2 separate regions of the Homo sapiens genome follow, and region 1 is linked to region 2. The links are chromatin loops, found by intact Hi-C in ENCODE. Cell type or tissue: Calu3. All regions are shown on one strand. Links, peaks and the distances in the headings refer to the core of each region. The heading gives the core; the rest is flanking DNA. Region 1 overlaps ACAP2 (ArfGAP with coiled-coil, ankyrin repeat and PH domains 2). Region 2 overlaps ACAP2 (ArfGAP with coiled-coil, ankyrin repeat and PH domains 2).

Region 1 (16,699 bases), core at 2,876-10,875, 81 kb before region 2:
GCCAGGCATGGTGGCATGCATCTGTGGTGTCAATTGCTTGGGGGGTCTGCAGCACGAGGATTCTTTGAGCCAAGGAAGTCCCGGCTGCAGTAAGCTGTGATGGTGCCACTACACAGCCTGCACAAGGGAGCGAAGACCTTGTCTCAAGGAAAACAAGAACAGTGAACTAACCTGGAGTTAAGAGTGCTATATATAAATATAGCCTTTTTTTTTTCTTTTTTTCTTTTTCTTTTTTGAGACGGAGTCTCTCTGTTACCCAGGCTGGAGTGCAGTGGCGCGATCTCGGCTCACTGCAAGCTCTGCCTCCCGGGTTCACGCCATTCTCCTGCCTCAGCCTCCTGAGTAGCTAGGACTACAGGCACCCGCCACCACGCCTGGCTAATTTTTTGTATTTTTTAGTAGAGACGGGGTTTCACCGTGTTAGCCAGGATGGTCTCGATCTCCTGACCTCATGATCCGCCCGCCTCGGCTTCCTAAAGTGCTGGGATTACAGGCGTGAGCCACCGCACCCAGCCAAATGTAGCCATTTTTAAAACTTACAATGAAAACACCAGATTTGCCAAAATAGCCTCAGATGTGTTTCAATACAATTTAGCTAGCATACATTGGTAGCATGAAGAACTCACACATTTGTAAACCAAGATTCTAAAATCTTCACTTTCATGTGAAAATATGAAATATTTTAAAGCAAAAATTTTTTTTACCTTTAAAAGTTCTGGCTCCCAGGTGTCTAAAGTTAAAGATCGTACTTTTGAAAAATGAACCCCAAGGCTCCTAAGTGGAAAAAAGAAGACTGCATTACTATCAAGTCTCTGTTTGCGTATTTGCGCAAGTTCTGTTTTAACGTGACACAGGCTCTAATAAAGCCCTCGGCATACACATATAGGCACAGATCTTCTGTTTAATAATGAATGATGAACCAAAGTCCTCAACAGCTTTTACAAACCAGGATTTTAACTACTTCTTAAAAGGTACAAAGATACAAACTGGTGATTAAATTAGGGAAGTGGAAAAGGGCAACTAACAAGTGAAACAACCATTTCTATCTGTGTTTATCCAAAAGAAGAAATTCTCATCCTGGGCAGGCCTACCCACCGGTGAATTCCGGAGCACTCGATACACAAGGTGATGCCCAGGTTGATGCTGGCCCACCGTGGATCTGCCAGGCCACAGTCACAACAGCTGGCATTGCCAGGGATACACTGGACCCGCTGAAGCGCACTTTCTCCTTTCAATAATTTCTCTTTGGACTCATTTCCAGAATCTAGGCTTCCTGTGGATGGAGATGATTTCTTATCCAGCTTCTAAAAGAATTAAGAATTACTTGTTTTTAAAAAAAAAAAAGATTGAAATACTTTGTTGCACACTACATGCTCCAAACTAAAGCTTCCAATCAATAAATTAAAGGCCTGTTACAGGCATAAGCAAGGCAATAGTCTAGCTAGAAATTCAAGGATAAAAAGATGTAGGTTCTTCCATCAGTGAGCTTTTATTCCAGTGGGGAGAAACGTGTAAACATTTAAAATTATATATAATAAATGACACAATGAACATATGTACAAAAGATGAAGACAGAAAGGGAACACTAGTCTAACATGCAGGGTGGAGACAGAGGAAATAGGTAAGGGATTATTCAAACTCAAGAATGAAATAAATATTATTGTTTTATACCACACTTTTCCAAGGCGTTCAATAAACTTTAAGCTAGTCATTGTTTTTTTTTTCAGACCTCTCAGGGATAAGGCAAGTTAATTACTGCAGTGAGTAACTAGGAAAGGTATGAGCTTATATAAATAGTAAAGAAGAGATCAACTACAAAATTATAACTACAGAGTGAATCAAATATAGAACATACAATGTTTAAAACTTCAAGGGATATTAGGTAAAAGAGAAGAAAAGCAAAAGATGGCTGATTAACAAAAAGTTAATTTTTTGGCCGAGAGCGGTGTCACCCCTGTAATCCCAGCACTTTAGGAAGCTGAAGCGGGAGGACCACTTGGGTCCAGGTGTTCAAGATCAGCCTGGGCAACAGAGCAAGAGCCTGTCTCTAAAAAAGAATATGTCTGGGCACAATGGCTCATGTCTGTAATCCCAACACTTTGGGAGGCTGAGGCGGGTGGATCACTTTAGGCCAGGAGTTCAAGACCAGCCTGGCCAACACAGTGAAACCCTGTCTCTACTAAAAATACAAAAAAATTAGCTGGGCGTGGTGGCGCACACCTGTGATCCCAGCTACTCAGGAGGCTGAGACATGAGAATAGCTTAAACCCAGGAAACGGAGGTTGCAGTGAGCCAAGATCATGTTGACAAGAGTGAGACTCCAACCTGGGTGACAGAGTGAGACTCCGTCATATGAGCGTAAATACATACATACATACAAACATACAAATTAGCTAGGCATGGTGATGCACACCTGTGGTCCCAGCTACTCAGAAGGCTGAGGCATGAGAATTGCTTAAACCCGGGAGGGGGCTATTGTAGTAAGCCAAGATCATGCCACCGCACTCCAGCCTGGGTGACAGAGTGAGACTCCATCATATGTACATAAATACATACATACATACAAATTAGCTAGGCATGGTGGTGCACACCTGTGGTCCCAGCTACTCAGAAGGCTGAGGCATGAGAATCACTTAAACCCAGGAGGCAGAGGTTGCAGTGAGCCAAGATCATGACACCGTACTCCAGCCTGGGTGACAGAGTGAGACTCCATCATATGTACATAAATACATACATACATACAAACAAATAAGCTAGACATGGTGGTAAGCACCTGTGGTCCCAGCTACTCAGGAGACTGAGGTAGGAGGACTGCTTGAGCCCAGGAGGTCAAGGCTGCAGTGAACTATGATCACACCACTGCATTCCAGCCTGGGAAACAGGGCAAGACTCTGTCTCCCCGCCATCCTGCTACATGGCCATAATGACCGAATACAAAGATGTGGTACTTAGATCCTAAACAATGACAGATATGGTCTATAAAAAGTCTTCTGGTTTAAAAACATTTCAGGTCAGGCAAAGTAGCTCATGCCTGTAATCTCAGCACTTTGGGAAGCCGAGGTGAGTGGATCACAAGGTCAGGAGTTCGAGAGCAGCCTGGCCAATATGGTGAAACCCTGTCTCTACTAAAAATACAAAAAAAAATTAGCCGGGCATGGTGGTACATGCCTGTAATCCTAGCTACTAGGGAGGCTGAGGCAGCAGAATCGCTTGAACCTGGGAGGTGGAAGTTGCAGTGAGCTGAGACCGTGCCCCTGCACACCAGCCTGGGCAATGGAGTGAGACTCCATCTCAAAAAAAAAAAAAAAAAAAAAAAAAAAAAAAACTTCCCTGTAAGTTTAGGATTATTCCGAAATTTTAAGAAAGAAATATTTGTTTTACCAGAATATGTTCGATAATGGGAATTAGCAATTATGTAAGGAAAGAATATCAATATTATATTACAGAAATCATGTTGGTTCATTCCCAAGTTTTCTCTATATGCTAATGTTTTTGCACCAAATTAGAGAACTAAGTACACAAACACAGCAAAACTTGGGTCAGCCACTTCAAGGAACACAGCACTGAATATGACACCAATTCACGAAAGTATTAATAGGAGGAATGATTGTTTAAGCAGGACAGTTCAATCCTACTGTCGCTGCCCCCCATCTCCATGCCACTAGGGGATGACTGCTCTCTACACAAACACAATGACTGGAAGTTATTCTCTGGAGGATTAAAACAGAGTCTCTGAATCGACTTCACCTGAAAGGTGGAAGCCAGAGGATTAAATGAACATATACATACAATATGCTAAGATACCCAGTGCTTAGCTCCCCACCAATCCCTCATAGCTATGCAGGAGATCAATGAGTCTTCTCTGGGAAATCACATCAGCCGAAAAGACTCAAAAAGACCCTGACGATGGTTGTTCCTCAACAAATGGTCCAGACTTAGACAAAGGCCACAGTCAACAAAGTCCTAATTTTGTGCTCAGAGTTTCCAAAGAAGTTTTTAGTGCCTAACACTTATGATGAGATAGCCAAAGGAAGCCTCTAACGCAATAGCTCTCAACATTGGTTGTTTATGGAACTAACCCAGGAAGCTTGTGAAAGTACTGATGCCCAACTCCATTCAAGTGTTCTGGGGTGGTACCTAAGCAATGGGGGTTTTTCAAGCTCCCTGTGTGGTGACATCATAGTATGCAATGATGGTTAAGATCCACAGCTCTAACACTGATTCCACGAAAAAAGAACAGGTCTATATCTGTAAACATTTAGTGAACAAACACAGCTCTTGGAAATTAAGTATGTGCTAGCAGAACTGAAATATTCAATAGAAGACTTGGAAGATTAACTGAGAAGATTTCCCAGAAAGTAGAGCAAAACAACACACACGGACACAAAAATAAGAAAATCATAATACCAATCCAGAAAATACAGAGCAACTGGAGAGGAGAAATACAGCAGGTCATTAATAAGAAAAGCTTCAACATCAACACTGGAAACTAAAAAACAAACAATGCTGTTAAAATTCTCAAGATTATTTCCAATCTTAAAATATCCAACCAAACTACCAATCAAATATGAGGACAGAACCAAGACCTTTTCAGATATGCATGGAATCACAAATGCCTCATTTTCAGGAAGCTACTAGAGAAAGTACTTAAGTTTTCCTTAAGCCAAGAAGGAGAAAGATATGGGATACAGGAAAGAGAAGAAACTCCAGAAATGATTTTGTAAGGAAATCCCAGACTGACAGCCATGCTGCAGGCTTAGGGAGCAACTGGTCCAGATTGGAGAAGTGTGATTCTAGAGACAGACGTATTGAGGGCTATCTTTGCTGACATGCCCTTCGTCAATGTTCCCATCATTTGTACCCAGACAAGTTCACGCAAACGTGGCTACTGATCAAATTCCTACTTTCATCTCTAAGCCTTTCTGCTTGGATCAAGTTAGTCGTCCCCCCATAATCCCATGCCTGAAAAGGTTCTGCTTTGATCTATGATCTATATTTGGGAGCTGGAAGTTGGCCACGGTAAGTTTTGGAATACAATTTAGAGAGCAGTCGATCCCCCTAACCATACTCCCAACAATTATCTATCACTAAGCCTATGCCACAGTCTTGCCAGATGACCCAAAAGTGCTGAGTTCCATTTCTCAGGACCCATTTACTCACTCACTGCGTTGCCCAAAAGACTTTCTTGGTAAGCTCTTTGAGAAACTGAGGCCAGACTATGACCTAAGTTCCCACATTCACCTTATATTTTTAAGGGGCCTTCACCTAAGAGACAATATTATGCTTCCCTTTTTTGCTTTCATTCAGTTTTAAACACCTTTCATGATCATTATTTTATTTTATAATTAACTAAAATGGCACAATACTTTTGGGGAAAAACACTAACAGGGAAATACCTTATTCCGATCTGGTTCATATATTCAAATATTAAACATAGATTCACAAATACTGAAATAAAATGGTAAGTGAAATAAAGAGAAATAAACAAAAAAGAAATTAAATCCAGATTTTAAAAATAAAACTCAATTACATAAAATCATCTTCCATAACAAACGATGCTACATACAGTCATATAACGTTGCAACTAAAATCAAGAATTTTGGCAATATATTATCTGGTATTGCTAATACCTCTACTAACCTCTGATTCATCACCCTTCTCTCTATAAGCAGTAGCAATACTGGTCTGAACAGCCTTAATCCATGCCTGGCGCAGCTTTTCGGAATCTGCCTGGAGCATGCAACTTCTAAAAGGAAATAACATATTGTTTTCTCAGACACTAAGTTAATGCCAAAAACACCCTATAAGCTTTATATTTTTTCCACTTTGCTATTTAATAATTTTCTAGCCAAAAATATATATAATTTGTTGAAAGAAGGTTTTATTTCATGTATCTTTAGGGCAAAGTATGTTAACGAAGAAATTAAGGTGCCAATGAAACAAATTATCTCTTAAAAACAAATAACCCATCACTGAATATTTAAAAAAAAAAAAAACCACTTAAATTTACCATATAAATATAGAAACACTCATTTTTTTTTCTACTGGGTACAAACATAAAATGATAGTTATCAAAGAAACTCATATGATTTCAATTCATCATAATAGCTAAAACTTTCATATGAGCCCATAAATCACCTTTATGGAATTTAAAGAATAGGATAAATGGTAGAAGTTACATAAATACCTGACTATAATATCTGTAACCATTAATTATTGAAAATTATTTTTAAAACTTTTTTTTCTCTTTAGCACAGATACAGACAAATGCAAATTTCTCTACTCTGGAAAGTTATTTAAGACAAACTATAAAAACATAAAAGCAAATCACAGATCCTTTAGAACCACTTACTTTGTTGGCGAGACCACCTCAAAGCAGAATCGTCGCTCTATGTCTTCACAATGTTTCACTGTGCAAAGCCTGAGGTCTTCAACTACCACAGTCGGATTATCCTATAGTGAGGAAACCAAATTTCCATATTTTTCCACTTAGGTTTTAATACTACCAATAATGAAATACTTAAAAATATTACTTGGCATAACTGGTCTAATTTTCAAGATTTATATTTTATTTTAGAAACAGGGGTTATCAATATAGACATAAAAGTAATTTTGTCCTGTTAATAACTGTATCTACCTCATAAATTATATAGAGATTAAATGAAATTGTTTACATATAAAGAGACTGGTCCAACACTTGATACTTAGTAGATGCTCAATAAATGTTAATGTTCTGTGGCTTTTCTTCCATTTTCTTTTATATTCACTCTCCTGGTCCCCACTCACATATAATAAAAGCTACTTTCCTCCAAAAGAGAAGCTTTTATTCAGTCAAGTTTTAAATACCTCAAAGAAAGCTATAACTTCTTAAAATACCTAGGAGAATCAGAAAGATTTTATCACTTTCTACTGTTTAATAAAAATATAAATTCAAAACCAAGTTTATCAGAATAGAAGAAACCATGAACTAATAATTAGCTGATTAAAGGGCTTCTGTCATACAAACCTGCTACCATAGAACCAAGCAAGTAAAATTTCATATTGTGTCATCTCAAGAGTAGAGATTTGAAATCTGCAGTTTACAGAATATCATTCATAAAAAGTAACTAGGTGAAAAGCAAGTTATCCATTAACTAATGATTTATTCTTTTGTTTCTAGTTATTTTAATATTCTCAACTCACATGTAATCCCAATATGTCTTTCCCATAAATAAAACTTCCTCATCCTTAAAATAAGGTTCAGGAAAACAAACATATAAAACGATATTAACAAATTTAAGGGGTTCTATTTAAATTACTTTCAGCTTACATTTTAATTAATGTAATTTTTAACCATTCTGTCCTATAACCTTTGGCCCTATTGTGACATTATTTAAAAGGCACCCTCTCTTTCATCTTCAAAATAGTGCTATGGAATGGCAGTGTTATTTCTGTCATGGACTAGACAAAGATACATATAAAGAAATAAAAGTATGTTGTATATTTCAAAACAGCTAGGAGAAGAGATTTGTAATGTTCCTAAGACAAAAATGTTTGAGGTGATGGATACCCCAGTTACCCTGATTTGATCATCACACGTTGTATACAAGTATCAAAATAGCACATGTACCACAAAAGTATGTACAACTAATATATACCATTTAAAAGCTATCAAAACATTTTAAACAATCCTGTGACCCAGAAAAATCCATCTCAAAGCAAGGAATTAAGAACTCAGGATTCAAATCACTTTGCTTTTAAGAATTAAATGTTGATATTTTCCACCCTAGAGTCCTCTTATACCTGCTCAAACATAAAACTAATAAATAATTACATTAATTTTACACAAATGAGTATGTATAGACTTCAATGTTTACCAAAACAGATAAATAACTGAAACTGGTAACTCACTGGGGTTTCATTTATTAACACCTACCTTAAATTTTTTCTGGTAAACCAACTGATTATTCTGTATTGAAAACCAGCGCCTACAGAAACACAAAATAGATTAAGTTTTCATAAACATAATTTATTTCCATTGTTGTTAGAAATGAAATATTTGAGAAAGCACTGGAAATCACATTGTGTTAATTATGTTTTGAGAAGTCCACTGTATTATTTTGCTTTATATAAACTGATTCTAACATGGGAAAACTACTGAAAGAACAAACATTTTAAAACCACAGGTTAGGAAAATTAAAGTACTACATTTTGATTAATTTCATGTCATAAATTTACATCCTAACAAAAGCAGTTATCCTGTATGCTATCACCAAATAATAACTGTTTTAAAGTACAAATTTACAGCTTTTGAGGTTCCTCAAAAATAACTGAACTCTTTCCCAAGAAATAATTGCTTTTCTCATAAAGTTGGCATAAATGTATATCGTGAATAAAAGTATCCACTTGTGGCCAGGCACGGTGGCTCACGCCTGTAATCCCAGCACTTCGGGAGGCCAAAGTGAGTGGATCACCTGAGGTCGTCAGGAGTTCGAGACCAGCCTGACCAACATGGTGAAACCTAGCCTCTAATAAAATATACAAAAATTAGCTGGGCATGGCAGCAGGTGCCTGTAATCCCAGCTACTCAGGAGGCTGAGGCAGGAGAACCACTTGAACCCGGGAGGCAGAGGTTGCAGTGAGCCGAGATCACGCCATTGCACTTCAGCCTGGGCGACCGAGCAAGACTCCGTCTCAAAAAAAAAAAAAAAGTATCCACTTGTATACAGAAAAACATTGAAATAAATTGTGCTTTATTTTCAACTTTTCAGCAGATAATTCAGTAAGAGTTTGATTTGATAAGCAAAACAGAAAACTAATCATGTCAGAACCGACATCTAACAAGAGACAATCACAAATTAGCTTGGCCTTACTTTCATATAAAATACTCCTAAGTAAAATAATCAAAGTTATTACTACAAATGATTCACTCAACTATTTATATGGTTCTGCTCATTACTGTAAATTATTAGACAAACAATTTACTTACGATCTTTTTTAGAAGAAAAATCTATGCTATGTATTACATATTTACTAATTCTAATTTATTAAAACAATAAAAGACCTAAAGGCATAAAAAAAATTCACAGCCAAAAGCCATTCAGAAAAGAAAGCAAAACTTCTTATCAAGCATGAAAGGTAAAACAGTATTTGAATCATTATTTTAAAATTAGTTTCATGTGAGATGATTTCTATTGTAACATTAGTTATTAATCAATTAGCAGATATTCTACCTTTTCATTGATACTAATATGAAGCATTAGAAATTGTATTTAGAATTTCTATTTTTAAAAATTAAGTTAATTATCCAAAGCTGTTCTCATGTCATGACTAGAAGATGCTTTTCCACTTTTAAGCCATTTACTAGACAGACTTAGGTTTTCTTGTCACTTAAAGAGGAATCGCCTTTACCATTAAAAAAGACATTTGTTAAATAAGCATCTAGATAAAATGAGCTGGGTTGCCTCTAAATGCAAATCATCAAGAGGTAGGCTAGAAAAGGAAGAACTTCTGGGTTTCTTTACTTTGGGACAGATAGTTGGTTAGAAATGTTAAGGAAATACCTACAAACAAACAAAATGGTGCAACCCTGCCACATGGGATGACATGCAATGGAAACAATCTCTGATACTGATGAAAGCGTTTGTGTAAAAATCATTTGAAGTAGGGTGAACTGTAGTCATACAAAATCATTTGTTTTATATCATAGTAAATTCTGTAATTTGATGAAAGCTACGAAGAGTTTTACTGAACAACAAATTATGTAAACTTTTCACGCTTCTGAGGTCTTCAAAAAATTAACTTCTCTTGACCAGCTGCATCTTAGGACAATATCTTCTAAAAATAGTATTAAAACTTATGTTGTTGTCAAAGAGCTAACCCTCTGATTATTAACCTAAGGATCATATGTATTTCTGAAACCCAGTTCCTCTGCCATCGATCTGCTTCTGAATGACGTTTTCATAACATCGATTTTTATAAACTGAGGAAAGAAAATATAAACTCTTAATTTTACATCTCTTAAGGAAAAACGTCATATATCCTAGGTAGAAAACATTTTTTCAATTATTATACTAAGATTTGTGTGTCTTACAACACTATCACTCCTCCATTGCTATTATAAATTAAAAAAACTAGTAACATTGACCAAAACTTTAATCAGTTAAGTAAAAGGGAATATAATTTTTAATTATTTCTATAGAATAATCCTAGTTGTTATTAACATTTCATTGTGGTTTTTTTGTTTTTTTTTTGTTTTTTTTTTTGAAGCAGAGTCTCACTCTGTCACCCAAGCTGGAGTGCAGGGGTGCGATCTTGGCTCACTGAAACTTCCACTTCCTGGGTTCAAGCGATCCTGGTACCTTAACCTCCCAAGTGGCTGGGGTTACAGACACACGCCACCACACCCTGCTAATTTTTGTATTTTTAGTAGAGACGAGGTTTTACCATGTTGGCCAGGCTGGTCTCTAACTCCTGGTCTCAAGCGATCCACCCACCTTGGCCTCCCAAAGTGCTGGGACTACAGGCGTGAGCCACCACGCCCGGCCCTAGTTGTTACTAACATTTCTAAGAAAAGGAAAAGTAAGACTTAAAAACAGCTCATGGACTGTGAAATATAGAAAAAATACTTAACTTTGGATTCAGAAACTGACCACAAAGCCAAAATACAAGACAGTTTTCTGTTTTGTTTTTTGTTTTTGTTTTTGAGATGGAGTCTCACTCTGTTGCCCAGGTTGGAGTGCAATGGCACGATCTCGGCTCACTGCAACCTCCGCCTCCTGAGTTCAAGCGATTCTCCTGCCTCAGTCTCCTGAGTAGCTGGGATTACAGGCATGCACCACCACGCCCAGCTAATTTTTGTATTTTTAGTAGAGACGGGGTTTCGCCATGTTGGCCAAGCTGGTCTTGAACTCCTGACCTCAAGTGATCCACCCGCCTCAGCCTCCCAAAGTGCTGGGATTACAGGCATGAGCCACCGCGCCCTGCCAAGACAGTTTTTAAAATAGAAAAATTTCTTGCTTCATTAAGAAAAATAAGGTATCACTTTGTATCTCAAATTGAAATAACTCAATATAATACACATTTTATTAAATTCTAAATATTATACTTTAAAATATATTTGTTGTAAATATTAAATTTATAAATTATTAAATATTATTAATATTAACATACTAATTAGAGCTTCCAAATGACAAAATTTGGGCAGGAAAAGAAAAAATACATAAACAAAAAATTCGAGTTATCTTTTACCATGTTTGATCACTAGTCCCAGACTGCTCTTGTAATCAAGAACATGAGTAAAAGTCAAACTTCTAAATCTGTAGAAACGTTATCACTAGAACTATACAGATGATGGGTTTATTTACACATTCATGTAAGTGCCAAATAGGTAAACAACTGGTAAAAATTAAAAGCCTGAACATGAATGCTCCTTTACTTCAATTTATTTTTATACAGAGAAAATAAATGGCAAAACAAAAAAAGGTAACGAACTGACAATGTATTCTTTCAACATAATCAATATGGTTTTACCAAAAGGACTAATCCTAGTTACTGCTCAAATTTTTAAAAAGAGTTTACTAGCTTATTTCCCTCTATATTTTTATTTGTTTAGACATATATGTAATTTTTTTTAGAGACAGGGCCTCACTCTGTCACTCAGCCTGGAGTGTCGTGGTGCAATCACAGCTCACTGCAGTCTGGAAATCCTGGGCTCAAGTGATCCTCCCACCTCAGCCTCTGGAGTAGCTGGGACCACAGAGGCATGCCACCACATCCAGCCTTTATTTCTCTTTTCAAAAAAATAAGATATGTTTAAAAAAAAAAGTAAATTACTCAATCTGTATCTTCTTTGGGTAATTATAAATAAATCAAAGATTCCTTTACAGATTAAAACAAATTGAGGAGATGTGCAACTAAAAGGTATAATTCCATTTCTCAAATAAAATAGTTATATTTTCTTCCCAATTTAAAACATAAAGAGACTTTTCATCCATTGCAAGTAATCCAACTGGAATGCAAGTTAATTATGAGCTTTCTCGTGCCAAAAAGGAAACTGGAGTAAGATGAGGGTAAAGGGAAGGAAGCCATTTGGTACCTGATGTGATCGGGCTTTTTCCTGTCGTGTGAAAAAACGGGGCAGGATTAAAACATAAGGGAAAGGTGGTAAAAGAATGAAAACGAAAAATGTGCAAAATAAGCAAAGGACTAGCATGATACGAAAATAAAGCAAGAATTAAGAAACAAGCTTAAGCTCTGAACCTAACAAAATAATCAAAAGTATCTGTTGCATTTTATTAACTTTTTATACACATATGCATTTGTACAATTAATTCCAACTCTTAAGACTCTGAAAATTTCAGGAATATTCAAAAAGTTCTTCAAATACTACATTACAGGAAGTTCTGGTAGGATTTAGCATACTTGGATATACCTCTACTATTATTTTCTGCCTCAATGGTCATGGCTATAAAATATAGATAGCACCTCGCGCCTCATCTTAATAAGCTGCTCCTAAAAGTTCAGGAAAACAATCACTGTAGGAATTGCCTGTATAAACCTGAGATAAATGAAAAGTCTTCATAAAGAAAGTAGGTTCACTAAATAGAGGATGTCAAAGATTATAAAATATTAGGCAAATAAACATTTCTCCCAATTGCCCATCCCGTTTTCATGAAATGGTTATCAGTGACTTGAAAGCCACACATACGTAGTATTAATCTTTAATCCATGTATATACTTCTTATAATACAAAAGGCCAATAGAAATAAAACATTTACATCTATACCAGCAGCATACAGAACATTTTGCTTTAAAATCCTGTGTAGTACCTTCTATGCTCTTAGCTGTATTTTCTATTTCAACAAAGACTGAGCATAGCAAGTAATTATTCAGTTTTATTAGTTTTTCCAAGTTATCACTAAATAAATTATGTTAGTATCTATTTATTTTCCTTCATCTTTTCAGAATTTAATCATAAAAAGCAAAAGAGAATATAAGTTCTAATAATCCACTAATTTGAGCCTGAAAGGAAGCTGCCACACTGAGAAAATGACCCAACAAAGAAAGATTATTGTGGTGACTTCACTTATATCTTCAGAAAAATATATTTTATAGATTTATAAAATTTTTGAGATATTACCAACTACAACAGTTCACATAAGACATAAAACTTTTCACTTATGCTATTTCAATCGCATCATACAAAATATTATCTATTCACTTAAATTCCAGATTTTGGAATGACCTGAAATACACTTGTAATTTATGAAGCACAAAGTGAGGTTTTATTAAAACTATCTGGAAATTCCTAGTCACACTCACATTTCCCTGAGGAAGAAAATTTTGTTGTTTTTTTTTTTTTTAATTTTTGTGGGTACATAGTAAGCGTATCTTATTTATGGGAGAAAGAAGATTTTTTTTTTTTCTTTTTTTGAGACGAAGTCTCACTCTGGTTGTCCAGGCTGGAGTGCAGTGGTAAAATCTCGGCTCACTGCAACCTCTGCCTCCCTGGGTTCAAGTGATTCTCCTGCCTCAGTTTCCCGAGGAGCTGGGATTACAGATGCGTGCCACCATGACCAGCTAATTTTTATATTTTTAGTAGAGACAGGGTTCTCGCCATGTTGGCCAGGCGGGTCTTGAACGCCTGACCTCAAGTGATCTGCCCACCTCGGCCTCCCAAAGTGCTGGGATTACAGGCATGAGCCACCATGCCCAGCCAGAAGGTCTTTTTAAATAGTTGATTTTGATAAGACTCTACGCAATAATTCCATAGAAGTATAGGTAATAGCAAATGTGTGGTACCCTATGGTGACTAAAACAAAAAACGTGCCCTAAAAGTAATCCATAAACAATCCCAAAAAAATATTTAAATAGCAGGCAGAAAAATCTTCATATTTGAATCACTGGATTCCTGAATTTTTTAAATTAACTCACCAATATCATAAACACAGTCTTTTACTCAAAGTCCAGTAAAATAAATTAAGCTGCGCAGAGAATTGGATTTTGAGATACTTTAAGAAATTTAAATTCCAAATTTTTAACATTAAAAAGCAGAAGAGAATTCTAAGTAACATTTAAAAGATTACTCTTCTTTCCTCTCCCTTCTGTCTAGTTCCTTATCTATCACCTAGAAAATACTTAAAGACTTTAGTCACAAGGTTTGGACTTTCACTGATTGGCTGATTGAGACAGGGTCTCCGTCACCCAGGCTGGAGTGCAGACGCACAATGCAGAGGCTCACTGCAGCCTCAATCTCTTGGTCTCAAGCGGTCTTCCCGCCTCAGCCACCTGAGTAGCTGGGGCTACAGGCACCACACCACCACACCTGACTAATTTTTATATTTGTTTTTTGTAGAGATGGGGTTTCACCATGTTGCCCAAGCTGGTCTCCAATTCCTGGGCTCAGGCAATCTGCCTGCCTTGGCCTCCCAAACTGCTGGGATTAGAGGCATGAGCCACAATGACTGGCCTTATATGCTATATTCTTTTACAAGTCAGAATTTTACTAGTGTTTTTGGCAAACGTTCTTCAATAGCATGTGAAAATGATATTAATTTGCTATCCATAATTTTTCCTAATAACGTAAGTGCTTCAGGAAGTTCTTTTAAAATGAAGTATTTTTTCATAGTTGAAGTTGTATCTTGTTCTATCAAAATAAAGATGGTTTGGAATTTTCACAGCAAGTAAGAAAAATGCCATAGGATACTTGAGGAAGAGTTCAGAGTTCCAGGTTTTGCCCCTCAATTTGTTCACAAACCAGCTGTGTGATCTTGAAAAAGTGACTATGTCTCTGAAGCTCCATTTCTTTACTGAAAATAAGGGGCTCTACAATCTATGATTCTAGTCAATAACTGCCATTTCACTACACATAGATGGCATCTCCTTTAAAAACAGCCTAATTTCCAAAGGCATTGTTTTTTTCACTTTGTAAATAGGAGGTAATGTCTACAACTGAAAATTTAACCATTATTCCTTACTTGATTTTAGCTGCATTTTAATATCTATGCCAATGTAATTCAGAAAATTAATCATAATGAAAAGGTTCATGTATAAATCAAAATCGACTTCCTTCTATTGTCCTAAATGGCAGTGCAATATTCTACTAACACTTACTATGCTTCATTTTGAAGTCTGAGACCATCTCTCATTGTAGTAGTCCATGGAAGTTCATTTCTTTTCTTCTTAACATAATGGTATGTTTCTATGGATTTACTGTATTTTCACTTTGTTAAACTTTAAGTAGGTTGCTTTGAAATCTGAAGGCTAAAATTCAATTCTGCCATTATATCATGAAAACATACTGGTGAGTAACCTTTATTATAAAGACTCACCAGTCAAGCTGGGTTTTTTTTGTTTTTTTTTTTTTCCAACTTCTACTCTGGCTACAGAAATTTGTCAGGAAAGGCTTAGAAGACTACTGTCTTACTTTTTAGAGCTTAGAAAATGTAATTTTAAGTTTTCATTTTCACTTTAGCTAGAAACATTATTTCTAACCACACCACTTGAGTTGGTCCACCTATATTCATGTACTATTCTTATGTTTATTTATTTATTTATTTATTTAAGAGACAGAGTCTCACTGTGTCGCCCAGACTGGAAGTGCAGTGGCACAATCTTGACTCCTACAACTTCTGTCTCCTAGGTCCAAGCAATTCTTCTGCCTCAGCCTCCCAAGCAGCTGGGATTACAGGCATGCGCCACCACGTCCAGCTAATTTTTTCTATTTTTAGTAAAGACAGGGTTTCACTGTGTTGGCTAGGCTGGTCTCAAACTCCTGGCCTCAAGTGATACACCCACCTCAGCCTCCCAAAGTGCTAGGATTACAGGCATGAACCACCATGTCCACCACATGTATTATTTTTAAAGCTCTCTAAACTCAGGTTTAACATCAAATATAATCATTATTCTTTCCATTTTATATTAACTCTCAGGTTCAGAAAAATTATTTTGAATAAAACAAACCATCTACCATGTAAACATCTGGCAATATCAAATGCTGGGGAAATGCTCAATAAATCACTGACTTTCAGAAATGTCAGTGAATTTTTTTTTTTTTTTTTTTTTTTTTTTTTGAGACAAGAGTCTCACCCAGGCTGGAGTGCAGTGGTGCAATCTCGGCTCACTGCAGCCTCTGCCTCCTGGGTTCAAGCAATTCTCCTGCCTCAGCCTGCCGAGTAGCTGGGATTATAGGCATACACCACCACGCCAGGCTAATTTTTGTATTTTTAGTAGAGATGGGGTTTCACCATGTTGGCCAGGCTGGTCTCAAACTCCTGACCTCAAGTGATTCACCTGCCCCAGCCTCCCCAAGTGCTGGGATTATAGGCGTGAGCCACCGTGCCCACCCAGTGAATGTTTTTTCTATATAACCTTGACACCAAGACATAAAAATAATTACACTAGAAACCCATTTTAATAAAACATTAAATTTTTCCATTTAACAAAAATGTACACAAAGTTAAACTTACTAGGAAATTATATTTACTTTACTAATGTCCATTTTTTTAAAATAAAAACAACCTTCATCATTAAATTCATATTCTCTTCAAGTAATAAACACATTATAACCAATAATATAATAGTAAATCAACCAGAATCCAACTACTACTCATATTACAGAATTTTTTTGACTACTTTTTTATTTTTGGCAAAAATAGAGGCATCCTTGAATAAAAGATAATCACTGATACCCAGAAGAATGATCCTGCGACAACCAATC
Region 2 (16,699 bases), core at 4,516-12,515:
CACATATAAATAGCTCAAAGAATATAGCACTCTTTAATATTGGTAATTGTTTAGATAAAGGGAATATATTGGTAAGTATCTAAAAAGAAACAGCTACATTTAAAATGACTTTTACTTCTTTATTCTTAAGTACATGCTTAAAAATTTTACAAAGCCACAACTTAAAGGGAAAAAATTTAACTTTTGGGTATATGTCCTTCAATGATATTAAGTTCACTATATTAGAATGGAAAATAATACTCTTATTCTCTTCTTTCACAGGCATGCATGCACACACACACTCACACACAAATACACACACAGCGTACATTTTAGATTCACCCAGCTAAAAAGTTGACGACCAATCAAAGCCATGTAATTCCCTTTTAGTCATTTCATAAAACATTGCGACTCAAGAAAAATACTAAAATGTTAATATGGTCATAGTAACACCTACTTACTGACACTTACTGTGTGAAAATTTATCATTTCTTGAAGACTGTCAGAAAACTTGGTCAAACTTGTCTATGAGAAAAAAAGCAAAAGAAAACCAAATCATTTATGAGCCACTTAAATAGGTCACAAAAATGTGACCTCAGAATTTCTGACAGAAGATCAAGTTACACTGTAAACAGTAACATTTATTTCCAATGACAATCTCACACTACCTTATGGGTACACTCTGCAGAGGTCACCTCTACACGTGGTAACAAATAAAACCCTAAAAATGTGAAAGAATTAATATTGCCCCTTCAACGGTATTATGCTAACAATAGAAATGGTAAATATAAACCTAAGGTAAAATTGTTTTGCGTGTATCAAGATGGCCCATGTAGGCATCTAGAATCAAATCATCATCAAACTACACCCATTTCTTCACCAGTTATTATTTCTCATGAAAGAAATATAACACCACATAGTATACCAAGGAATCTAAGCTAACCGAGCATAAGCTGGCTAATCAGAACCTATACAGCCCCCTATACATACAGTTAAGACGCTGTACTTAGGTTAATGCTCTCTGCGTGCCCCTATAAGCAGCTACTAGTAGGCATGATCTTGATCTTCCTGCTCAGGCCCTCTGACAGGTGCTTCAGCTCACCTAGCAGCAAGTAAACTTAATAAACTAACCACAACAATGAGAAACTAGGTGAGAAGAGCCATGCTAGATAATGCGCAATGCAAATCAACCATCACCTTCTCTTAGAAAACAGAATCATACAAGAGAGCACCAAGGGGTGACCACTTTTCTACTTCTAATTTTAAGTATCACCATAACTATAAATCAGGTAGATGAATGCACAATTCTTTAATGTCTTATTGCTTTTTTTTTTCATTTTTAACTGCAATTTTAGTAATACTAACCTCAACGACAGCATCATTACTAGAATACTGAGCCAGGTCTCGAATCCCATTCATGAACTGTTTATTTGCAACACAAAAGGCTTTTCCAGTATCAATCATTGCAATACAAAGTTTCACAAGCTGAAAAAGAAAAAAAAAATTCATCAGGTTGAAGATAGTTTTACAAATTACTTAGTTGAACAAGTGTTGGCAGTAACTATATGAGGTGACCTAGTTAAGTTCAATTTGTTTCATCGATAAACTCAAAACAGACTAATTGAAAAGTATTCTTTTTTCCTTCAGCTTATAAAGTAAATTCGTAGCAGAGTTGTACCAGAAAAGTTGACCATTTAGGATCCAGAGGCTGTGTGATAACAACAACAAAAGTATTTTGGAGGAAAGGTAAGTAAACTGTATGATAGCTTAGTGATCATTTCAATATTAGTCTATCAACGCAGATAGCTAAAGTGATTAATCAACCATGTATTCAAAAAAAAAAAATGTCTCTAATACCTATTGTTCCAGGCATTGTCTAAGCCTTAGTACCGGGCTCTTCTCTTTCTTTCATCTTTCTCTTTCTCTCTCTCCCGTCCTTCTTCTTTTCATTCCCTTTATCCCTCCAACTCCCTGTTCTTCCATTCCTTCCTTCCTTCTTTCTCTCCTTTCTTTCAGACACAGAACATTTTCTTTTACCAAAATCTTGGGTAAATGTCAAATATTAAAAAACAGATAAAAGTGAAACTGTTCTAGACAAAGGAGAGAAAAGTACTAAGGGGATGCAAAGGGGGGTCACCAAGAAGAGGATAAAGAGCCAAGAAAAACTTTAGAAAACTCCTGAAGGATCTCAAGAGCATAAATTAAAACTGCTGCCCTGAGACCTAGGGGAACAGAAAATGAAAACATCACCTCTGCTCTCAAAAACTCTAATTCTATAATTCTAACAAGTAGATAAATTCTACAGAGCACAAACACAACTACTATGACAAAACTATGCATGGAAAAAAAAAAAAAAGGAAGACCATCTAACGAGGGCTGTGGGGACCAGGGAAGGATTCCTAGAAAAGGCAACAGAAGATATTGCTATACTGTTAAGGGCTTTTGATTTATCAATGTGCATCCAAGAGGGGAGGTATATAATATGTAGCAATTCCCAAAAATATGTGACCATGGAATTCTTGTTAAGAGGAAGCATTATTATATGACCAATATTCCACAAAACCCACTGTGAGAAATGCTGGCACAGATGTCTTTTAAATTGTTTGCTATTTACAATATAAAATAAAATGTCTTGCCAGAAAAACTGATTCTAAAGTTCATATGGAGTAACCACTATGCAAGAAGAGCAAAAAAATATTTGAAGAGTAATAAGGTAGGAACATTAGTACTATATGATATTAAAATATATTATAAAAAGATAGTAAATAAAAGTCTGGTAGTAAATGCAAATAGACAAACTGATCAATGTAAAAGAATACACAGTCAAAAAAACAGATACAAATATGCCATATTTGATTAAAGTAATACTCCAGCCAGTGGGGGAAAAGTTATCTGATAAATGATATTAGGGACACTGGATAGTCATCTGAAGGGGATAAAAAAAGAAATTAAATTGTATTACAGACTCCCAAGTTAATTATAGATAAAGATTTAAACATAAAAACAGAATCAGAAATCAAAGAGAAAAGAGAAGGTTTTTTTTTTCAATAATCTCAAAGTGGGAAGTCTGAGAAGGATGCAAAGCTCAAATACTATGCAAAAAAAAACTGATCAATCCAATTACATAATAAGACATTTCTATAAGGAAAAAACAAACACAGTCAAAAGAAACAACATAGGAAAACAATATTAAGATAAATCACAAAGGACAAGTTTCCGTACCATAAAAAAGGGTATATAAATCATTTTGAAAATCCAACTATTCACTAGAAAAAATGGGTAACATACATGCAGAGATAATTACCCCCCAAAAAAGAGATACATGTGTCTTAAACCCATGAAAAGATATTCATTCTCACTATAATAAAAGAAATGGAAATTACTATTTTTTTTTCTTTTACTAACAGCAAAGATGAAAAAGTTTGATAACATGCTGTTTTAAAGAGGGCAGTTATGGGGAAATAGTCACTCTCACGCATTGTTGGTAGGAGTGTAAATTGGTACAATATCTACAGAAGGCAGTTTAGCGAGAGCTATCAAAATTTAAAACATACATACCTTCTAACTTCGCAATTTCACTTTTTAAAATGTATTCTACAACTATATTTTACAGATAGGCCATATGACACATGTAAAGATATTCACTGCGGTAACAGTAAAATATTGGTAGCAAGCTAAGCGTCTCTCAGTGGACAGCTAGATAAATAAATTATGATATAGCCATGAAAGGTAATACAATTCAACCATTTTTTAAAATGAGACAGCTCTATAACAACAAATAACATCCACGATATATTAAGAGAAAAATCAAAATGTAGAACAGTGCTAATATTTTTGTTGAAATGGGGAGAGTCATTTGTACTGAAGAGTACAAATACTTTTATATACTTAGAAAATTTTGTGAAAAGGCCAGGCATGGTGGCTCACGCCTGTAATCCCAAAACTTTGGGAGGCCAAGTTGGGCAGATCACTTGAGGTCAGGAGTTCAAGACCAGCCTGGCCAATGTGGCAAAACCCCACCTCTACTAAAAATACAAAAATTAGCCAGGCATGGTGGTGCGCACCTGTAGTCCCAGCTAGTCAGGAGGCTGAGGCAGGAGAATTGCCTGAACCCGGGAAGCAGAGGTTGCAGTGAGCTGAGATCATGCCACTGTACTCCAGCCTCAGTGACAGAGCGAGGCTGTCTCAAAAAAAAAAGAAAATTGCACAAGGGCGCAAGAGAAACTAGTTCAGTGCATTCCTCTAGGAAAGAGATTAGAAAATGACTGATTTTCACTGGGTACACACTTTTTTACCTTCAAATTGTGTACTACATAGGTGGTATTATGCAACAAATTAAATTCAAAAATAATTAAAAGTTTCCATAAAAACAAAGAGAGACAGGTTAATAGTAAAATATTACGGCAAAAAATATAGGGTTCTCAGCTAAGTCTGCTTAGGTTCAACCTACTGTCATACTTAAACATCTAAGTGAGACTGAGTGAACTTAACCTCAACAAACTTCCATTTCTTCTTCTGTATCACACATAACAATGGTACCAAACCATATATGGTTACTAAAAAAAAAGACTAAGGGAATGCACATAAAGATTCTTAGCACAGGCGTGGCTCATGCCTGTAAGCCCAATACTTTGGGAGGCCAAGATGGGAGGAACTCTTGAGGCCAGGCATTTGAGACCAGCCTGGTCAACAACCCTATCTCTGTATTCAAAAAAAAAAAAAAAAGATTCTTAGCACAAACTTACTGGCACATGGTAATTATTCAATAGAGATTTGTGCTTCCTTGTCAGAGGGAGAGGTTTTCCTATTGTTGTTTGCTTTTGTTTTGTTTTACTAAGAAACAAACTTAGTAAAAAAAAAAAAAAAAATCTTTATCTACTTAAGATAGAGGTGGCAGAGAAGGGAAAGGAGAGAGATGCTAAAGCAAAGTCCTGAGGAGGTAAGGGGCTTGGAACTGCATAGAAAAAGGGATACTTTTATTATTCAAAGAAGCAGAAAAACTAAAATGGTAAGAACAGATTCTGTTAAACTTCTAGATTAGCAGCAAGAAATAAAGGCATTCCCACCAAGCAGAAGAAGAGACAAGGTCATCTGTTGAGAATGAAGAACAATGTGGCAAATCCTGAGGTCTTGAAGAGCCACTAACGGTAACAAGAAAGGCACCTGACTGGGTCTGGAGGAAACTGCTTTATATCAAGAATTCCAGGAATGTGTAGCACCATCAGTTGGTTTCACCAAACAGTTGTGTAACTTCCCCTGTAGGGTTTTATAGGCCAGATACGGGACAAATAATATAGATGGTCAGACTTAAAATAGTGGAGAATTCTGCAGAGTAGCTATTATGGAAGGGACATGAAAGTCTCTGAAGAGAAATAATGATGTAATAACATTAAGAGTACTCTGAAAGGGATCATAGCAGCATTATTTACAACAGCCACAAAAGGGAAACAACTCAAATGTCCATCAACTGATGAATGGATAAACAAAATGAGGTACATCCATGCAATGATGCATTATCCAGCTATAAAAACAAAGGACTGATACATGCTACAACATGGATGACTCTTAAAAACATGCTAAGAGAAAGGAGCTAGTCACATAAGACCAAATATTGTATTATTCCATTTATTTGAAATGTTCAGAATAGGCAAATCCAGGGACAGAAAGTAGATTAGGTTGCCAGAAGACAGAGGGAGAGGAGAATTGGGAGTGACTGCTAATAGATACAGGGTTTCTTTTTGGGGTGAAAAATATTTTGGAATTAGATAGTGGTGATAGTTGTACAACACTGGGACTATACTAAAAACCATGAATTACTCACTTTGAAATACTGGATTTTATGTTAGGTTAATTTTATCTCAACTTTTTTTAATTACAAAAAAGAGGAATACATTGAAGTGTATTTAAAAATTATCTGAGCAGCCATAAAAAAGAATGGGTTCATGTCCTTTGCAGAGACATGGATGAAGCTGGAAACCATCATTCTCAGCAAACTAACACAGGAACAGAAAACCAAACACCGCGTGTTCTCACTCATAAGTAGGAGTTGAACAATGAGAAAACATGGACACAGGGAGGGGAACATTACACAGCGGAGCCTGTCAGGTGCGGGGCAAGGGGAGGGAGAGCATTAGGACAAATGCATGTGGGACTTAAAACCTAGATGATGCGTTGATGGGTGCAGCAAACCACCATGGCACATGTATACCTGTGTTACAAACCTGCACATTCTGTACATGTATCCCAGAACTTAAAGTAAAATTTAAAAAAAAAAAAAGTGATCTGGAATATCACAAGCGGATAGTGAAAGACCAGAGGTAGGGCTGAAGAACAAAAGCAGTAATGAGGCTGAGAACTGGAAGGACTGGAGACTCAACTCAGAAAGTAGGATATCAGCATTCCAGATTTCAAAGATTAGAACCCTGGGTGATGAGGCACAGAACATAGCCATGAAATAGGTATCAGAAGTAGAACAGAGGTCACCATCACAGGAGTTACAGAGAAAATGAAATTGTCATACAGCAGAACCACATATACGCTGCAGCTATCCAGGAGGAAGGACGGACTTGGCAATGAAGAGGGAGGGAGGCAGAAAGAGAGAAGACTGAGATTTTGCCAGCTGTCAAAATACTTGTTAGATGACACTGATAAATGAGATTCTAACTGAATAATATAAACCTACAAAGAGGGAAGATTTTTACCTACAACAAGATTAAATGTCAAGTCCATCTAAATTATCAAACTAATATCCCTAATTCATTCAACAACTTTTTACTAAGCAATTACTATGTCATAGACACTCTGCCAGATGATAGGAATACAAACAACTTATCTGCTGACTATCCTTGAGTAACATACTCTCCAATTCTTGTTTTTTCATGCGCAAATTAGGGATATCAATTTTGCAATATTGCTATAATAATAAGAAATAATATAAGTAAAACATAAGACTTTGTATACACCAAGTACACAAAACAAATGAGGGTTTTTTCTTTTTCTTTGGAAATGGGGTCTTGCTCTGTCACCCAGGCTGGAGTGCAGTGGCGCACGCACACAACCACGCCAGGGGCACCATACCCAGCTAATTTTTGTATTTTTAGTAGAGACAGGATTTCACCATGTTAGCCAAGCTGGTCTCAAACTCCTGACCTCAAGTGATTCGCCTGCCTCGGCCTCCCAAAGTGCTAGGATTACAGGCGTGAGCCACCACTCCCAGCCCATTTTTCCCCTTTTTAAGGACAATCTCTCTTCAAGGAGCTAACAGTCTGTTGAAGAGACAGCATCATTGTTTATTTAGAATTTACCACGTGCCAAGAACTGTGCTAAGTACTTTACATGTATTATCTCATTTTAGTTTCATAATAATCCTATGAAATAGACACTCTTATTTTCCCCATTTTGGAGAGAAGAAACTGAGGCACAGAAAGGTTGAAGAGCTTGTCCAAGGCCATATTGCTAGTAAATGATAGAGCCAGACTCAAACCCAGCAGCAGCTCCAGGCTTTGTGTTCTTAACTACCAGGTTATGCTACCACCCAAAACTATAATATTATAACAGCTTAAATCAGAGTACATGCAAGAAACAATGCAACAGAAGAAAAAGAGCCAATGTTTGTGTTCTTAACTACTAGGCTATGCTCCCCACCCAAAATTACAATACTATAACAGCTTAAATCAGAGTACATGCAAGAAACAATGCAACAGAAGAAAAAGAGCCAACATTTGGTAGTACTTGGCTGAGATTTAAAGAGTATCTGCTCAATGGGGAACAAGCATGCCAGTCAGACAATGCAACACATGCAGAAATTAAGCCTAGATGGCAACTATGATGCACTATGATGCTGTCAATGACAGAACACCTGGCAAGAATGGATCAATAATTGAACTCCGTAGAGCAATGCCACTCATAAAGCCTTATTCACCACAAAGAATGAACTACTGGTGGCATACATTATAGGCAAAGTCAACAAGCTAGTTTAACCTGTCCCTGGCATGATTTACAATGATACTATAGGTGGAACTTGCCCTGCACAAAGCTATGAAATCATTAACCTAGACTTGGAGCAACCCCTCCACCACCCACATTAGTCCTTCACTGACACTACCTTCAATAACAACCACTTCCTCCTCTCAGCCTCTCTTCTCTATGCTAACTCCCCATAGTTTCTAAAATAAAAATAATAGTTAATAGATTAACAATTTGAGCTGGGCATGGGGGCTCACGCCTGTAATCCCAGCACTTTGGGAGGCCAAGGCGGGCAGATCACCTGAGGTTAGGAGTTCGAGACCAGCCTGGCCAATATGGTGAAACCCTGTCTCTACTATAAATACGAAAAAATTAGCCAGGTGTGGTATCGTGTCCCTGTAATCCCAGCTACTCAGGAGGCTGAGGCAGGAGAATCGCTTCAACCTGGAAGGTGGAAGCTGCAATGAGCCGAGATCACACCACTGCACTCCAGCCTGGGTGACAGAGCAAGAATCCATTTCTTAAAAAAAAAATTAAAAATTAAAAAAAAAAAAAAGAATTTGGAAGAGGTACGAAATATAAAAGTAACTATGGAACTTTAGTGCGAGGGAAAACAGTGATTTTTTTAAGCTGTCAGGTTTCCATGTGTCTTGGTAGCCCTTTGGGTAAGACAGACTCTAGAACGGGCTTATAGTTCTTAGCACTCAATGTCGATACTTCAATAACTTGTTTCAGATTTGAATCTTTTGGTCTGAAGATTCTAGCAGTGTGTGTGCCCTACCCCAAGTGAATAATACAAAGGAAAAAAGAATCCACTCATAACAGCAAAATAATCAGCAAAAACACTGTCAGTGGATTCTATCTGTTTAGGTATTTTAAAGTCTGAGGTGTCCCACCACAGTGTTTCATATGATTTACATGTGGTTCTACCTTATTACCTTACTCTTATTTCATGTATATAATACATATGTAATAATATATGTATCACTTATGTATATATAAGTAATAAGATATCCTTCTTATACCACTCTGTGATTCTAGAAGGACTTGCCCCTCTACATACTCTCTCATAAATCTTCCATAAAATCAAAACTATATTTTCTGTTGTCTACTTTGAGAATTTAAAATTTTGTTTTAAAGAGTACTTGAAAATAAATGTAATGCCTCAGGGTAAAAAATAAAATAAAATAAAATAGTAATAAAAAGCCAGACATGTAATTTTTAAGTAGAAAACGAAGGCATTTTCAAATAATCTCCTTATCCAAAATTAAAATATTAATTTTTACAAAGACTTGCTGGAAGCCAGCTAGCGTTCCTCAGAACCTTTCCCAGTGGCAGGTGCTCCCCCAACGCGGATCCTGAAGTGCAGTGATGCGCAAGAAGAGCGCTGAACTGATCATAAAGACAGAGGGGCCGGGTGCAGTGGCTCATGCCTGTAATCCCGGCACTTTGGGAGGCCGAGGCGGGCGGATTGCCTGAGCACAGGAGTTCGAGACCAGTCTGGCCAACACGGTGAAATCCCGTCTCTACTAAAATACAAAAACTTAGCCAGGCATAGTGGCGTGAGCCTGAGGTCCCAGCTACTTAGGAGGCTGAGGCAGGAGAAGTGCTTGAACCTGGGAGGCGGAGGTTGCAAGTGAGCCGAGATCGCGCCACTGCACTCCAGCCTGGGTGCCTGAGCAAGACTCTGTCTCAAAAAAAAAAGAAAAGGGGTTCTAGCCCTGGTTGTGCCTCTTCTACTTTGTGATTTGAAGCAAGTCCTCATCACTTCCTTGGGCTTTGGTATCCTCAGCTATAAAACGGGAGTAATAACACTTGTCCTATCTAACCCTACAGGATTATTGTAAAAATTAAAAGGATACTACTATATATTACAGGGCTTTAAAAATTATACAGTACTATACAAAAATAACTTATCTCTAAACATCTTCTAAAATTTTGATGTAATTTGTTTACATATAGAACTAAATATAGTTTCTAGACTATTTATATTATATAAAGATGTGTGTTTCATGGTTTCAAAACATTTGAAAACCTTCAGCTTAATATATTTTATATCCTTGCTACTCAAAAGCGTGGTCCATGGGCCAACAGCACGGGCGTCACCTGGAATCCGGTTACAAACACAAAATCTCAGGTGTCTCCAGCTACTGAATCAGAATCTGTTTTTTCACAAGATGGGATCCCCAGGGAAGATCCCCCAGGGGTTCCTAAGCAAAGTTAAGGTCTCAGGAGCACTACGTTACACAGCAATGCCATTTATAATTATAATTATTAAACTAGAAAATTATTTTCAGAAAAGGTATTTCAAATATATACATCTGATTTATCTCCAGAAATTTAAAGAGAAACATGTAAATGAGCAGTGGTTTCAGAAGTATCTAAACAAATGGATCGGAAGCTGTCTTACTCATTCTACTGCTTCTGCCTACTATATAGCAAACAGTGTTTCTTGGACAGACACCAAAAAAATCATCAATAATATAGATGGAGGGAATCAATGTACATTTACCCTTCCATAAAATATGACCATACAGATTACTGAGTATCTATAAGTATTTCTGGTATTAGCTTAAAAATGGAATTAATATTTTAAATTGTATTTACATTTGAACGTGGCCAGACCCAAATTTATACAATGGTCAGGTTATATATGAAATCCATTAAGCAACAAAAAAGAAAGATGCAATCTTTTTGGTAGAAAATACAGAAAAAGCTTCTCTTTCTTTTTTTTTTTTTTTTTTGAGATGGAGTTTCACTCTTGTTGCCCAGGCTGGAGTGCAATGGCACGATCTCAGCTCACAGCAACCTCCACTTCCCCAGCTCAAGCGATTCTCCTGCCTCAGCCTCCCGAGTAGCTAGGATTACAGGCATGCACCACCACACTAATTTTGTATTTTTTTAGTGGAGATGAGGTTTCTCCATGGTGGTCAGACTGGTCTCAAACTCCTGACCTCAGGTGATCCGCCCATCTCAGCCTCCCAAAGTGCTGGGATTACAGGCGTGAGCCACCACACCTGGCCCCAGAAAAAGCTTCTAACAACATAAAGGATGTTTAGTGAGCTTTGAAGTCAGACATGGATTTGAATTCCTGCTCTGGCACTTAGATTAGACTTTACACAAGCTACTTAGTGTCTCTAGTCTTACTTTCCTCATGTGTAAAACTGGGATAATAATAGCATTTACCCTCATAGAGATAAAAAGCTACCAGGCCAGGTGCGATGGCTCACTCCTATAATCCTAGCACTTTGGGAGGCCAAGGCAGGTGGATCACCTGAGGTTAGGAGTTTGAGACCAGCCTGGCCAACATGGGAAACCCTGTCTCTACTAAAAACACAAAAAATTAGCTGGGCATGGTGGTGCACGCCTGTAATCCCAGCTACTTGGGAGGCTGAGGCAGGAGGATCGTTTGAACCCAGGAGACGGAGGTTGCAGTGAGCTGAGATCATGCCACTGCACTTCAGCCTGGGCGACAGAGTGAGACTCTGTCTCCAAAAAATAAAAAAGAGACCTACTACTGTAGGTACTAATCATTATTTACAGCAAACGAGAATCAATGTTTCAAAAAGCTAACTTGTAAAATTTACCTTATCAAGTTTTAGTTCCAATTCTGCCACATCACCTTCTACTTCTTCCAAAGCTGCCCTAGAAAAATTAAATATAAAATAAGTTATTTCGTTTGTTTAAATGTACACTTTACTCTTGAAAAGTAACTCTAAATGAAAAGATAGATATGAATGCTTAAAAATTACACTTCACATGAAGTAATAATTACCTTGGAATTTAGTATCAATACTTCATAATCATGCAATACAACAGGTAATACAATTACTGTTTAGGACAATGACAGAACACATTACGCTAATTTATACTCAAAGCATTAGTATCATTCCAATTAATAACACAAAATACAGCTATTTAGCACGTACTTTTTAAATAAGTGAGAAATTTTAAAAGTTGAGGTGTACAAAGAATTGGATTTCTTGATAACAAAACACATGCAACCAAACTGCAAGGCGTTGTTGGCAACCAAGAAGAGCTTTTACTTTCAGAAATAGCTCAGAACAATACCACCCTTGTTTTGTTTCCAAAGTATTTTTTAATCAGTACCTAAGACTAATTTTCATCTCTCTTCTTCTCCTAGCAATATAATTTTAATACAGAAAAATTAGCAAAGGTTAGATTATGTAAAATGCAGAACTAAATAAGCCAAATATTGTCTTATTGACAAAAGAGAATACAATTATAATAACAGTTAGCACTTCATACCACACTACAAGGCAACATTTCAAAATTGGAAATTTGTCTGAAACAAAATAGCAGCAACTAAGTTTTGGGGATGAAAACATTTTACACTCAAGAGTATGTATAACAAAATGTAATTCATCTACTTTAAGTCATTTATGCCATTTTCATATATCTACTTGATAAACTAGCAATTCTCAAGTAGGTATTTTAAGATTTAACTAAATTTTTAAGTTGGATAGTAATGGGGGATTTACACTGAGTAAGATATTCTCAGGAGACAGAGCTAGGATGAAAACTATTTCCAGAACAAGCATGGTGGCTCACACCTGTAATCCCAGCACTTTGGGAGGCTGAGGGGAAGGACTGCTTGGACCCAAGAGTTCGAGAGCAGCCTAGGAAACACAGGAAGACCCTGTCTCTACAAAAAATAAAAAGATGAGCCAGGCGTGGTGGCTCACGCCTGTAGTCCCAGCTACTCAGGAGGCTGAGGTGGAAGGATCACTTGGGCCTAGGAGGTTGACGCTTCAGTGCACTCCAGCCTAGGTGCCACTGTCTCAAAATAAAACAAAAAACTCTATTTCCAGAACTCCCACTTCACCTCTGTGTGACCTCTGAATAATCATCTTATTGACTTGTGATTCTGCTTCTCCACTGGGTAACATTTATTTTTAAGAAGTGTTTAAATCTCTAAAATAAGAAAATAACTTTGAATTATTCAGTAAAGAAATGCCTATGATAAAATGAGATGCTCTAGCATATGACTGGAGAAAATGGAAGGTGCTGCACTCTGTAGCACAGAAACAGAAATACTTCTTCCTGACTAAAAGTTTCTCATTTGCTTCAGCAACGTTTTTCAAACTATGCATTGTCCCCTTAACCTAGAAAACATTTTTCATTCACATCAGTCCTCAGTCCCTTCACCTACTCATCATTTAAACTTAATTTACACACGAGAACAAATGTATGTGTATGAGGATATTCAGTGTAACGCGTTAGAAACCTAGATGTGCAGCAATAGGAAATAATGTAAATAAATTACCATATATCCATACCATTATGTGAGGCAGAAGATTTTAAATGAGGTTGATCTGTATCTACTGATATGGAAATCTGCACAGGATAGAGTATTATATTGGGGGGGGGGGAAGCAAGCTACAAAATTATATGCATAGCATGAGCTCAATTTGGGAGCATATTTATCAGTCTACGAACTACAACTCTGAAGAATGGGGATTTGATAGCAGAAAGTATAAATAAGGATTTGCGCTTTTTACTAAATTCTAGATTGTTTAACTATTTTCAGCAACTATGCATTTCTAAGCAACGTTTAAAGCTAATAAAGGGGAAAAAGAAGTCCAAACACCATCTCCCCAAGACATGGTCCTCCTGGAACCCCTCAACCACTCAAGCTGAATGGCGTACCCTCCCGTGCCCCTCCAGCACCTCACACACATTCTATCACTGTGCACCTCGCTCACTAGTCTCAGTTCCCCATAGCAGTACAGACACGCAAACAAAATGTTTGTTGAGCCAAGGGAGAAACTCACTAAGTACGCTAATTGTCAGATACCCTCTTCATTTACATTTTAACCTTTATTTATCTTTACTCAGTCTTCCATTTCTTTCAAGCAAATTAGTTGAAATGACCAGTTTGAGATTTAATCGTTGGTTTCTACTAAACAAATGGGTTGGGATAAACTTTTTGTAACTTCTCCAATCTTATTTCACTGTGCAATTCTACTAATTCACTTTTGTAAAACAACATGTTTAAAGAAAGGTAAGCAGCAAGGCACAGTGGCTCACGCCTGTAATCCCAGCACTTCGGGAAGCCGAGCTGGGCAGATCACTTGAGGCCAGGAGTTCTAGACCAGCCTGGCCAACAGAGCAAAAGCCAGTCTCTACTAAAAATACAAAAAGTAGCGTCAGGCCAGGAGTTTGAGACCAGCTTGGACAACAAAGCAAGACTCAGTCTCTCAAAAAATTCCAAATAAAAAATGTTAGCTAGGCACATAGTGTGTGGCTGTAATCCCAGCTACTGTGGATTCTGAGGCAGGAGGACTGCTTGAGCCCGGAGGATTGCTTTATTTAACCCAGGAGTTTCAAGTTACAGTGAGCTATGACTGCACCACTGCGCTCCTGCCTGGGCCACAGGGCAAGACTCCATCTCTTTTTTTTTTTTTTTTTTAAAGTAGGGGGTGGTAAAGACTAAATGAGGACTGTTCATATCATCAATCACAGTACATGACACAAAGAACAAAATCAATTCGCAGATGAATAGATGACTTCTATTCATTGAGATAGAACCATTCTGGGACATATGTTTAAAAAACTAATAAGTGAAATAAAAGAATTTACCCAACAATCTTTCAAAATATTAAATGATAGATATTAATTCTCTGCAATCCTCCCCAATTTTTACGAAGCACATAACTTTTATAAAAATGCAAGGCAATAAAGAGGCCAAAATTATAGACCCCTACCCTCCATAGCTTAAAATTTAATTTAAAAAAATCAAGTTATATACACATTAATAATGAAATAAAATATATGACTGAGCAGCAAAATGAGCAAAACAGAGAATAAGTAATAAGGGAGATAGATGTTAAGAGAAAGGGAAGAAAAGAGAAGACAATGAGCACAGTCACAAAGGTCAGCAAACAATTACCCAACAGGCAAGTTTGACCCATAACCTGTTTTTACAAAGTCTATAAGCTAAAAATAGTTCTTACATTTTTAAGTGGCTGAAAAATATTTTTAAAAAATAATATTTTGTGATGCATGAAAATTATATTAAACTCAAATTTCTGTTCCTCTAAAGTTTTACGGAAGCAGAGACAAGTTAATTCACTTCCGTAGTCTCTATGGCAGCTTCCACGCCATGATGGCGTAGTTGAGTAGCTGCAAGAGAGACCATATGGCCCACAAAGCATAAAATATTTACTATCTGGCCCTTTACAGAAAGTTTACTGACCATTAAGAATGTCAAATATAAGAACATGAATGAAAATCTTTTCTCATATATGAAATACATAAAAGAAAATAAAATTTGGACTTAGCTCTAGCAGTCTGTACTCTAAGAAGCTGAATAAGCCCAGAATTCAGAAAAACAGATACTTTATTTTTAATAACAATACCTTCATTCTCTTATCTATTCATGCATCATAGTTTTTTATTATCAATTGAAAAATAGTTACCTAAAAACATAAAACTAGAAGAGAAGCTGGGTGTGGTGGCTCATGCCTGTAATCCCAGCACTTTGGGAGGCTGAAGTGGGTGGATCACATAAGGTCAGGAGTTCAAGACCAGCCCAGCCAACATGGTGAAACCCCTTCTCTAATAAAAATATGAACATTAGCCAGGCGTGGTGGCAGGCACCTGTAATCCCAGCTACTAGGGAGGCTGAGGCAGGAGAATCACTTGAACCCAGGAGGTGGAGATTGCAGTGAGCTGAGATCGCGCCACTGCACTCCAGCCTGGGACACAAGAGCAAAACTCCATCTCAAAAAAAAACAAATAAGAAAACTAGAAGAGAAAAAAATCCAACAGCAAGTTTACCACCAAGACATGGCTATGAAATGAATGAGGCTCAAAAATAGAACTCTCTCCACTCAGATAACTGCATATTCTTGTAGCAATAAACTTTCTAAGCTACTGTTTGTAAAAAGAGTATACATTAAAATAACTAAATACATTAAATGTGTAACATGAGCATTACATTTTCCTTATAAAATTATTTTAAAGAAAAAAGAAGTATGGGCCGGGCACGGTGGCTCACGTCTGTAATCCCAGCACTTTGGGAGGCTGAGACAGGCAGATCACTTGAGGTCAGGAGTTCAATACCAGCCTGGCCAACATGGTGAAAACCTGTCTTACTAAAAATACAAAAATTAGCCAGGCATGGTGGCGCATGTCTGTAATCCCAACTACTTGGCAGGCTGAGGCAGGAGAATTGCTTGAACCCGGGAGGCAGAGGTTGCAGTGAGCCAAGATTGCATCACTGCACTCCAGCCTGGGAGACAGAGTGAGACTGTGTCTCAAAAAAGAAAAAAAAAAAAAAAAAAAAAGAAGAAGTATGCTAAATAATTATTTTTCCCATCCATTTAAAATCCTTAAAAACTAACAACCACCACCAAAAAAAAAAAACCCTTCATTCCAACTTGGCAATAGCCTTAAAATGAAATTAATAATTTAAAAAAAATTAGGTCACATGGTGATGCAATCTAAATTGCCAATAGCAGGATATTCAAGATCATTAATAGGCACATAAATATCCTCAAACATTAAAGGTGGATTTCAGGCTCTAAGTCATAACTACCTAATAAAGAAATCATCAAATAGAAATAAATATTCAAAATGTGCAGATTTTGAAACTGTTGTATTCTTTTGTTTTATATAATACATGTATTTCTAAAAGCTGCATGTAAATTGAATAACCGTTTAGAGACTCAGGAGAGGTGCCTATATGTATGTGTCCATCATAGTACCTATCACCCTAAGTCAACTTCCT

The links. Hi-C counts contacts between places; a loop is a spot of excess contacts. Peaks named below come from ENCODE experiments on the same cell type or tissue, not always from the same donor. Only the 100,000 strongest peaks of a DNase experiment are listed, where the experiment ranks them.
Region 1: a loop joins it to region 2, with 1.8 times the contacts of the local background. A loop is called at or near these places in 2 of 110 quality-filtered maps.

Annotation. Positions count from the first base shown.
Region 1 is chr3:195,300,871-195,317,569 of GRCh38, forward strand. ACAP2 (ArfGAP with coiled-coil, ankyrin repeat and PH domains 2) reads right to left here. Exons shown (of 23, transcript NM_012287.6): 11 at 7,916-7,967; 12 at 6,353-6,453; 13 at 5,641-5,746; 14 at 1,096-1,304; 15 at 705-774. Among named protein-coding and RNA genes, the nearest start is that of XXYLT1, 38 kb to the left of the region's middle. In Calu3, for the core only: no CTCF peak of the experiment used is centred there; no DNase peak of the experiment used is centred there.
Region 2 is chr3:195,380,559-195,397,257 of GRCh38, forward strand. It overlaps ACAP2 (ArfGAP with coiled-coil, ankyrin repeat and PH domains 2), which reads right to left. Exons shown (of 23, transcript NM_012287.6): 2 at 11,532-11,589; 3 at 1,345-1,464; 4 at 451-504. Among named protein-coding and RNA genes, the nearest start is that of ACAP2, 54 kb to the right of the region's middle. RefSeq lists an enhancer at 14,196-14,285. In Calu3, for the core only: no CTCF peak of the experiment used is centred there; a DNase peak (open chromatin) is centred at 8,013.